Linked DNA regions of Homo sapiens: all the other regions are linked to region 1. Evidence: read pairs that join two places in POLR2A ChIA-PET (ENCODE). Cell type or tissue: GM12878. All regions are shown on one strand. Each heading gives the region's core, and the rest is flanking DNA. Links, peaks and the distances in the headings are about the cores only.

What was found. ChIA-PET counts read pairs that join two places held together with the same protein. Peaks named below come from ENCODE experiments on the same cell type or tissue, not always from the same donor. Only the 100,000 strongest peaks of a DNase experiment are listed, where the experiment ranks them.
Region 2: POLR2A ChIA-PET joins it to region 1 with 6 read pairs; 1 of 35 experiments calls an interaction of 5 or more read pairs at or near these places.
Region 3: POLR2A ChIA-PET joins it to region 1 with 7 read pairs; 6 of 35 experiments call an interaction of 5 or more read pairs at or near these places.

Annotation. Positions count from the first base shown.
Region 1 is chr4:39,945,034-39,948,103 of GRCh38, forward strand. The region is part of intron 2 of PDS5A (PDS5 cohesin associated factor A); the gene reads right to left. Among named protein-coding and RNA genes, the nearest start is that of PDS5A, 31 kb to the right of the region's middle. In GM12878, for the core only: no CTCF peak of the experiment used is centred there; a DNase peak (open chromatin) is centred at 1,428; H3K4me3 peaks cover 776 bases; H3K27ac peaks cover 2,260 bases.
Region 2 is chr4:40,620,261-40,623,330 of GRCh38, forward strand. The region is part of intron 1 of RBM47 (RNA binding motif protein 47); the gene reads right to left. Among named protein-coding and RNA genes, the nearest start is that of RBM47, 8.1 kb to the right of the region's middle. RefSeq lists a silencer at 1,789-1,868. In GM12878, for the core only: a CTCF peak has its summit at 2,833; DNase peaks (open chromatin) are centred at 1,251, 1,651, 2,191 and 2,861; H3K4me3 peaks cover 1,854 bases; H3K27ac peaks cover 2,470 bases.
Region 3 is chr4:39,729,655-39,732,724 of GRCh38, forward strand. The region is part of intron 1 of UBE2K (ubiquitin conjugating enzyme E2 K); the gene reads left to right. Among named protein-coding and RNA genes, the nearest start is that of UBE2K, 33 kb to the left of the region's middle. In GM12878, for the core only: no CTCF peak of the experiment used is centred there; no DNase peak of the experiment used is centred there.

The DNA of each region.
Region 1 (3,070 bases), core at 264-2,763:
GGTACATTTCAAATAATTTGAATACACTATTAACTTATGTAATACAATGATATCTATGAGAAGCATTATTATTAATACCCCCGTTTAACAGATGAGGAAACAGGCCAAATAAGTTGTCCAAGGGCATAAAAATCTAAATGCAGGCGGCCGGGTGCAGTGGCTCACACCTGTAATCCCAGCACTTTGGAAGGCCAAGGTGGGCGGATCATGAGGTCAGGAGATCGAGACCATCCTGGCTAACATGGTGAAACCCCCGTCTCTACTAAAAATACAAAAAATTAGCCAGGCGTGGTGGCAGGCGCCTATAGTTCCAGCTACTAGGGAGGCTGAGGCAGGAGAATGGCATGAACCCGGGAAGTGGAGCTTGCAGTGAGCAGAGATCACGCCATTGCACTCCAGCCTGGGCGACAGAGCGAGACTGCCTCAAAAAAAAAAAAAAAAAAAAAAATTAAATGCAGGCAATGTAGCTAGTCACTCACTGCTTAGTACTCTTACCTATATGTTACATATAGTATAGTAGGAGGAATGCTTCCCCAAATGACTACTGAAATACACACATTATACTATAAAAACTGTACTGTATTAGTTATAACTACTAAGTGATTATGTTCCCAGGCAAACTCAAAAAGCCTACTTTGTCACAATTTAGTTAGATGAAGACTACAGTAGAAAATTTAGATGGGAGCATCTAGCAACTTAATAGATCTCTTAATCCATTAACTGAATGTCAAGTACTCTGGCTTTCCTTTTCCTTCATAAAGGTAAATCGTTTGCCTTATGCTTAAAATGATCAAACATTATGTAAGGTGTTTTTGCTCAAAAATAAAATAAAACACAGCAGTTTTTCTAAGGTTAAACGGATTAAGAGTTGAAAGAAAAAAAAGCAGGACAGGCGCAGTGGCTCACGCCTGTAATCCTAGCACTTTGGGAGGCCGTGGAGGGAGGGGGGGATCACTTGAGGTCAGGAGTTCGAGACCAGCCTGGCCAACAAGGCGAAACCTCGTCTCTACTAAAAACACAAAAATTAGCTGGGCATGGTGGCAGGTGTCTGTAATCCCATATACTTGGGAGGTTGAGGCAGGAGAATCGCTTGAACCCAGGAGGCAGAGGTTACAGTGAGCTGAGATCACATCACTGCACTCAAACCTGGGTGATGGAGTGAGACTTCATCTCAATAAAAAAAAAAAAAGAAAGAAAAAAAAAGGAAAGGAAAAGAGATTCAAGCAGACAAGCGTACATATGTGGGAAAAAGGCAGATGGAATTAATTATGGCAGGAGCAGTGAGAGTTTAGAGGAAAATCAACAGTAAGTATAGGGAAATTCCCCTACAGGCACGATGAGAAACGGGTGGTGGGAAAAAGCAGACAGTGGCAGAGAAGCAGAAGTGGGCATCGCCTTCCTATATCAGTTGCCAAAAATATTACCACCCAGAAGAACATGATGGCAGCTAGAGAAAGGGAAACAAAAAGCTGGTTCTTTGAAAACATCAACAAAACTGACGACTTTTCAGCTAGACTGACCAAGAAAAAAAGACCAAATTACTACATTCAGAATGAAAATAGACATGTTACTAATTACCTTACAGAAATAAAACCCATTGGCCAGGCGTGGTGGCTCATGCCTGTAATCCCAGAACTTTGGGAGGCCAAGACAAGCGGATCACTTGAGGTCAGGAGTTCGAGACCAGCCTGGGCAATATGGTGAAACCCTGTCTCTACTAAAAATACAAAAAATCAGTCAGGCGTGGCGGGCACCTGTAATCCTAGCTACTTGGGAGGCTGAGGCAGGAGAATCGCTTCAACCCAGGAGGTGTGGATTGCAGTGAGCCAAGATTGCACCACTGCACTCCAGCCTGGGCGTTGCAGCAAGACTTGTGTCTTGGGAAAAAGAGAAATAAATAAAACTGATCATAAAGGACTACTATAGGCTGGAAGTGGTGGCTCACATCTGTAAAACCAGCACTGTGAGGGGATGAGGTGAGGGGAATTACTTCAGGCCCATGAGTTCGAGATCAGCCTGGGCAACACAGGAAGACCCTATCTCTATTGAGAAAAAAAAATTAATTAAAATATGTTTTTTAAAAATCCTATTTCTATACACTTGGAATGAATAATCTGACAAAGAAATTAAACAAACATGACCAGGCATGGTGGTTCACGCCTGTAATCCCAGCAATTTGGGAGGGTGATGCTGGCGGACCACTTGAGGTCAAGAGCTCAAGACCAGCCTAGCTAACATTGTGAAACCCCATCTCTACTAAAAATACAAAAAATTAGCCTGGGATGGTGGCATGTGCCTGTACTCCCAGCTACTCAGGAGACTGAGGCAGATAACTTGAACCGGGAGGCGGAGGCTGCAGTGAGCCAAGATCATGCCACTGCACTCCAGTCTGGGTGAGAGAGAGACTGTCTGAAAGGGGGGAAAAAAAAGAGAGAGGAAACATGAAATAAACATGAGGGAGTAAACCTGCTTTCTAACAGTAGTGTCCAATCCTTTGGCTTCCCTGGGCCACACTGGAAGAAGAATTGTCTTGGACCACACATAAAGTACACTAACACTAATGATAGCTAATAACCTTAAAACAAACAAAAAAAATTGCACAATAGTCTCATAATGTTTTAAGAAAGTTTATGAATGTGTGTTGGGCCACATTCAAAGCCATCCTGGGTCACATGTGACCCACGGGCTGTGAGTTGGACCAAGCTTGTTTATAAGAACCCACTTTTTGGGTAACTAATCCAGTCCCAGAAGAGTGAGAACTCACTCTCACAAGATGGCATTATCTATTCATGAGGGACTGGCCCCATGATGGAACACCTCCCAGTAGGCCCCAATTCCCAACACTGCTGCAATGAGAACCAAACTTCAACATAAGTTTTGGTGAGGACAAACCTTATCCAAATAATGGCAATGTCCACACAAAAATTTGCACATAAGCCAGGAATGGTGGCTCACTCCCATGATCTTAGCAATTTGGAAAGACAAGGAGGGAGGATGCCTTGAGACAAGGAATGCAAGACTAGCCTGGGCAACAACTGCAAGACCCCATTTCTACTAAAGATTTAAAAAT
Region 2 (3,070 bases), core at 382-2,881, 680 kb after region 1:
ACTTTGGGAGGTCAAGGCGGGCGGATCACGAGGTCAGGAGTTCGAGACCAGCCTGGCCAACATGGTGAAACCCGTTTCTACTAAAAATACAAAAATTAGCCAGGCATGGTGGCAGGCGCCTGTAATCCCAGCTAGCCAGGAGGCTGAGGCAGGAGAATGGCTTGAGCCTGGGAGGTGGAGGTTGCAGTGAGCCGAGATCATGCCATGGCACTCCAGCCTGGGCGATAACAGCAAGACTCCATCTCAAAAAAAAACAAAAAGTCTGTATCTGGGCAAGAAAAATAAGTCCTTTCAATGTGTCTAGTTTATAAACCCATTTAATTCATATTTACTGGTTCTATATTTTAGTAAATAATTACCACCAGCTCCCTCTATATAGTATATTACCAAAGACAAGTCTAATTTAACATTTATATGCTATTCATTTTTTCTTTTCTTTAAAAAATTTTTTTTAATAGAGAAGGGTTTTCGCCATGTTGCCCAGGCTGCTTTTTAACTCCTGGGCTCAAGCAATCCACCCACCTCAGTCTCCCAAAGTGCTGGGATTACAGGCGTGAGCCACTGCACCCGGCCCCCCTATTCATTTCTAATGTCCCATTCAGTGCATATGATAAGAAATAAGATGATTTGCAGAAAGAACTATGAACATTAGCTCTTTGTTTATTAGGCATAATTTGTCTGTGTATTTTTTGAACTCCTCAACAAATTGTGATGATGTCTTCCAAATCAATTTAGAAGGAAACAAACAAAAAAAAAAAACCCAAAATCCAAATAATTCTAAATCAGCCACAAACCATGACTGACAATAGTCAGAAATAACTAAATCCAGGCTCTTCATCTACCCTCAGCAGACTTTATGTACTATTGCCTTTTTTTTACTGCAAAGAACCTTCCTGGAGTCTGTACTACCTTCAAGATGGTTTTAGGGTCCCCAAGCCTAGTAGCCACAGGATTCTAACAGCAACTGAGGAAGCCTTTTTCAGTGAATTATGGATCTAAACAAGGCAAATGAACGCAGAGAGGGAACTGTGCCTCCAAAGGCCACGAAAAGCAATTTTGCCAAACCTAGGTAATTGTCCAAAGGAGAGAACGAAGCCAGGGCTAGCAAACAAACATGACAGATCAGAGAATTGTTTTGCCACTTTGTAAAGGCAAGATCAAGTATTTGTACAAAGGTTCTGGGGAAAAATTAAAGACTCAAACAATGACTCTAGCACTTCCGTTTCATGCCAGGTCAAGACAAAAATACCTAATTGAGCTCTGCAGCTGAGAACAATCTAAATGGAATCCTGTAGCAGCAATTGGCACTTGTGGAAACCTCAAAGGTGAAAAGAGATAGTTAAGAAAATTTGTCTTGACAGTTACTTTCAGAAAATCATTAATTATAATTAAATGACAGTAGAAAAGGTGATAAACAATATAGTAACATAAGTCAGTCAAGTGTAATTATCTGTAGGGCATGCGATTCACAAAATGGTTCAAACAGAGGGCTACACATTTAGATGTAAATCACAAAAAGATTGCCAAAGAGGAGGCTTTGATTTGGAAACAGGGAAGCTCTGAAATGGGGAAGTGCTGAAACGATTGCGACATCCCCACATTTGGCCCTGCCTTGCACGTTACTTAGTCATCAGCCTCCATCAAGGACTTGTGGTGGCAGAGAAAATAAACCACAGAAAACATGGCAGCCTCCTGGGAGAGGTCTGGGAGAAAACCCATGCTCATTCAGAAAGGTATGTTCGTGGTTGTATTTCGAGTAAAACGCATTCAGTCACGCTTGAAATGTGTAAAAGCCTGTGTGTCTTATTCATTTATTCAACAAGTATTTATGGAGCACCTACTCTGTGGCAGACGCTCCTCTAATGTGCTTGGGATACACCAATGAATGAAGTAGACATTCTAGTCAGGGAGAGACAGATAATAGGTCACACAATTACATAGTATGCTACAAAGCGATAAATACCAGAGAGAAAGCAGGGTAGTGAGACAGAGGATGCGGGCAGGAAGGAGGAATTGCTGTTTTAACCTGGAGGAGGCAGAGCAAAGACTTGAAGGAGGTGAAGGAGTGAAGCATGGAGATGTCTGGGGATGATGGTTCAGGCATCGGGGCAGCCAGTGCAAAGGCCCTGTGGTATGAATGTGCTGGGCACACCCCATCAAGAAAAGGAGTGTGGTTAAAGCAGAGGAAGTAAGGATGTGTGTGGTAGCAGGCGAGGTTAAAGAGGTGATGGGACTAGAAATAAAGTCATTCACTGGCTTTTGAGTGAGATAGAGAAGCTCTAGAAAGTTTTCGGCAGGGGACTGACACGAGCTGACTTCTGTTTTAAAAAAGTCACTCTGGCCAGGTGAGGTAGCTCACACCTGCAATCCCAGCACTTTAGGAGGCCAAGGTAGGCAGCTCGCTTGAGGCCAGGAGTTCGAGACCAGCCTGGCCAACATGGTGAAACTCCATCTCTACTAAAAACACAAAAATTAGCCAGGCATGGTGGTGCATGTCTGTAATCCTAGCTACTCAGGAGGCTGAGGCAGGAGAATCACTGGAGCCTGGAAGGCAGAGGTTGCAGTGAGCTGAGATCGTGCCACTGCACTCCAGCCTGGGTGACAGAGTGAGACTCCATCTCAAAAAATAAAAGAGTCACTCTGGATACTGGGTTAAGAAAGGAGTGTGCGGGGAGAGCGGTGAGGACAAAGGTGGAAGCAGGGGAGCAGATAAGCAGATTCTGCAGACGTATCCACCCTTCCGTGACTAGCTCTAGCCAATGGAGAAAGGGCAAGACCTTTCATACATGACCAGGGTGTATGAGAACATGGGTGTTACCATTTAATTTCAGGGTCTGTGTGCCTCCTGCAGTTCCCACCGGAGAAGTGACTCCTAGGTTTCAGGCTGGGCTTGTCCGTATCATATGAGCTGGCAGTTTCTGTTTACTCATTGGCAAACTGACATATACCTTGAGGTAGATGCTGGAGCCCACAATGTGGAGCAAAAAGCAAAGGAGGTCCCTGGGCCAAACTACTGTTTGCACCAAATGGGAAGGGCTAACTTGTTATTGGATTTCTCTTTGCTCTGCAA
Region 3 (3,070 bases), core at 382-2,881, 220 kb before region 1:
TAAGAGACCCAGATCTGATTGTTACAACACTTCAAATTTTTATTATTCTTCATGACCCTGAATAATCTGGCTTTTGACTGCTTCTCCTGCCTCATTTCATCATTTTCATTCTTTGTATTGTAGTCACATTGGCGGCATTTCAATTCCTAAACCTGTCAAGTCCTCGTTTGCCTCCATTTTGCACAGCGTGTACGCTCTGCCTTAAGTGCTGGCTTTTCCTAAAGTTAAGTCTTTTAAAACTAATTTCCTCAAGGAAGCTTCCTCTTACTTTCTAGATTTTCTGTCTGCTAAATGTTCTTCATAGTATCCTGTACTTCATTTAAAAATTATATAATTAGTTCTTCAGTACCTTAGAATGAAATAACTATTGATACAGGTTAGAGAAAATTTCTAGTTGATCATTATACTACCAATATCTGTTATAATGCCTTGCAAATAGCAAGTACTTAGTAAATATTCATGGAATTGATAAATTCAGACTTGAATTACTCTTCATTGTAGATTGAGTAAAGTTTGACAGAAGTCCAGAACTTAACTTTTTTTTTTAAGAGATGGAGTCTCACTCTGTCACACAGGCTGGTGTGTAGTGGCACAGTCATAGCTTACTGCACCCTTGACCTCTTGGGCTCAAGTGATTCTCCCACTTCAACTTCCTGAATAGCTGGGATTACAGACACACGTTTTTTGTTTTTTTTGTTTTTTTTCCACGCTGTAGAGATGGGAGTTTCACTATATGGCCCAGGCGGGTCTTAAGCTCCTGGGCTCAAGTGATCCTCCCTCCTTTGCCCCACAAAGTGTTGGGATTACAGGTGTGATTTAAAAAATGCTAGCTGCAGCCTGGTGTGGTGGCTTAGCCTGTAATCCCAGCACTTTGGGAGGCTGAGGCTGGTAGATCTTGAGGTCAGGAGTTCAAGACCAGCCTGGCCAACATGGTGAAACCCCATCTCTACCAAAAATTCAGCAATTAGCCGGGCATGGTGGTGGGCGCCTATAATTGCAGCTACTCAGGAGGCTAAGGCAGAAGGATCGCTTGAACCCCCAAGAGGTGGAGTTTGCAGTGAGCTGAGATTGCGCCACTGCACTCCAGCCTGGGCAACAGAGTGAGACTCCGTCTCAAAAAATAATAATAATAATAATTGCTAGCTGCTATAGCTTCTTTTTTTTTTTTTTTTTTTGAGACAGAGTCTCACTCTGTTGTCCGGTGGAGTGCAGTGGCGTGATCTCTGCTCACTGCAACCTCCGCCTCTCGGGTTCAAGCAGTTCTCCTGCCTTAGAATTTCAAGTAGCTGGGATTTACAGGAGTGTGCCACTATGTCCAGTCTCTTGTACTATTTTTATCTTTTATTTTCAAGACAGAGTCTTGCTTTGTCGCCCAGGCTAGAGTGCAGTGGCACGATCTCAACTCACTGCAACCTCTGCCTCCCGGGTTCAAGCGATTCTCCTGCCTCAGCTGGTCTCGAACTCCTGACGTCAGGTGATCCGCCTGCCTCAGCCTCCCAAAGTGCTGGGATTACAGGCATGAGCCACGGCGCCCGGCCATCTTGTACTCTTTTCAATGTGGATATCAGAAAATTTTAAATTTACATAGTGGCTTACATTATATTGTATTGGATACTGCTCGTCTAGAACTTGTTTTTAGTAAGGATCATACATGTGTCTCCATGGCCTCAGTTTTTCATTATTCTCCCAATCCCTTTGTTTTCATGTCACTTCTGCTTTGGGACTGTTATGTGCCATAAGCTTCAGAAAACACGGTGGCTCACACCTGTAATCCCAGCACTTTGGGAAGCCGAGGCAGGTGGATCACCAGAGGTCAGGAGTTTGAGACCACCCTGGCCAACATGATGAAACCTTGTCTCTAGTACAAATACAAAAAAATTAGCCAGGCGTGGTGGCGGGCGCCTGTAATCCCAGCTACTTGGGAGGCTGAGGCAGGAGAATTCCTTGAACCCAGGAGTCAGAGGTTGCAGTGAGCTGGGCAACACAGCAAGACTCCATCTCAAAAAAATAAAAAAAAAATTTAACTGCCTAGAAGGTAGAAATCGAGTGTATTTCTTAGGCCTTTGAATAATAGGGGAAAGATAAGTCATTTATATTAAATTATGAGAAAATAATGGCAACTGTTAAGCTTTTAAAGTATTATTTCCAACTAAATTAGGAAGAACTAAATTTCACTTTTACATATGCATGACAATGATGAGCAGGGCTCCTAAAACAGTTGTGGCTTGACTAGGAAACAAATAATAATTTTTTTATATCAATAAGAATTACTTGTAACTTTAGGGGGCATTTAGAATTATATTTGTCTTATTTGAGATTTGGATTTAAATTTTATTTTAGAGCATTTTTTAAAAAATAAATAGAAGTGAGGCTAATATTGTTAATTATTCTCTTTAAAAAATACAGTATTTGCTTTGGGTTAAAATTTTCTGCCCCAACATCATTATCAAGAGTCAGCATATTACAATGATAAATTTAGCATTTACTGTGTGGCAGGCATTGTTCTATATACTTTATTCGTTAAATTCACCAGCGAACCCTATGAGGAACTATCTTATCCTTAGTTGACAGAGGATGAAACTGGAGTACAAAGTAGTTAATTAACTTGTTCATAGCTAGTAAGTTTTAAAAAGGTTAAACAACAATATACTTTGTATTTAGTCCTTAAATGATAAAATCTTCCAGTGTTTAGTTTTTCCCACTAGAATGTAAGCTCCAAGTGGGCAGGGACTTAGGTTTTGTTCACTAACATTTGAGATAGCATATACTAGAACCTAGTCATTATTTGAAAGAATTTTTACAGTGATGATGGTAACAATGACAATATCATTTCACTGAGAGATGGCCTTGGAAATACATTAGAACCGCTTTGAGTTCTTCACTGTTGGTTGTTGACAATAATGTTTTTTTTATCTCATTCAAATTAGCTTCAACGTTATGTGCTATTTTGCATGCTTCATGTATATCTTAATAAAATAGTTGATTTGAAAATTGCTAACTTCTATAGCTTCTTCCCTCTTTTTTTTTTTTTTTTTTTTGGTGACAGAGTCTTGCTTCGTAGCCCAGGCTG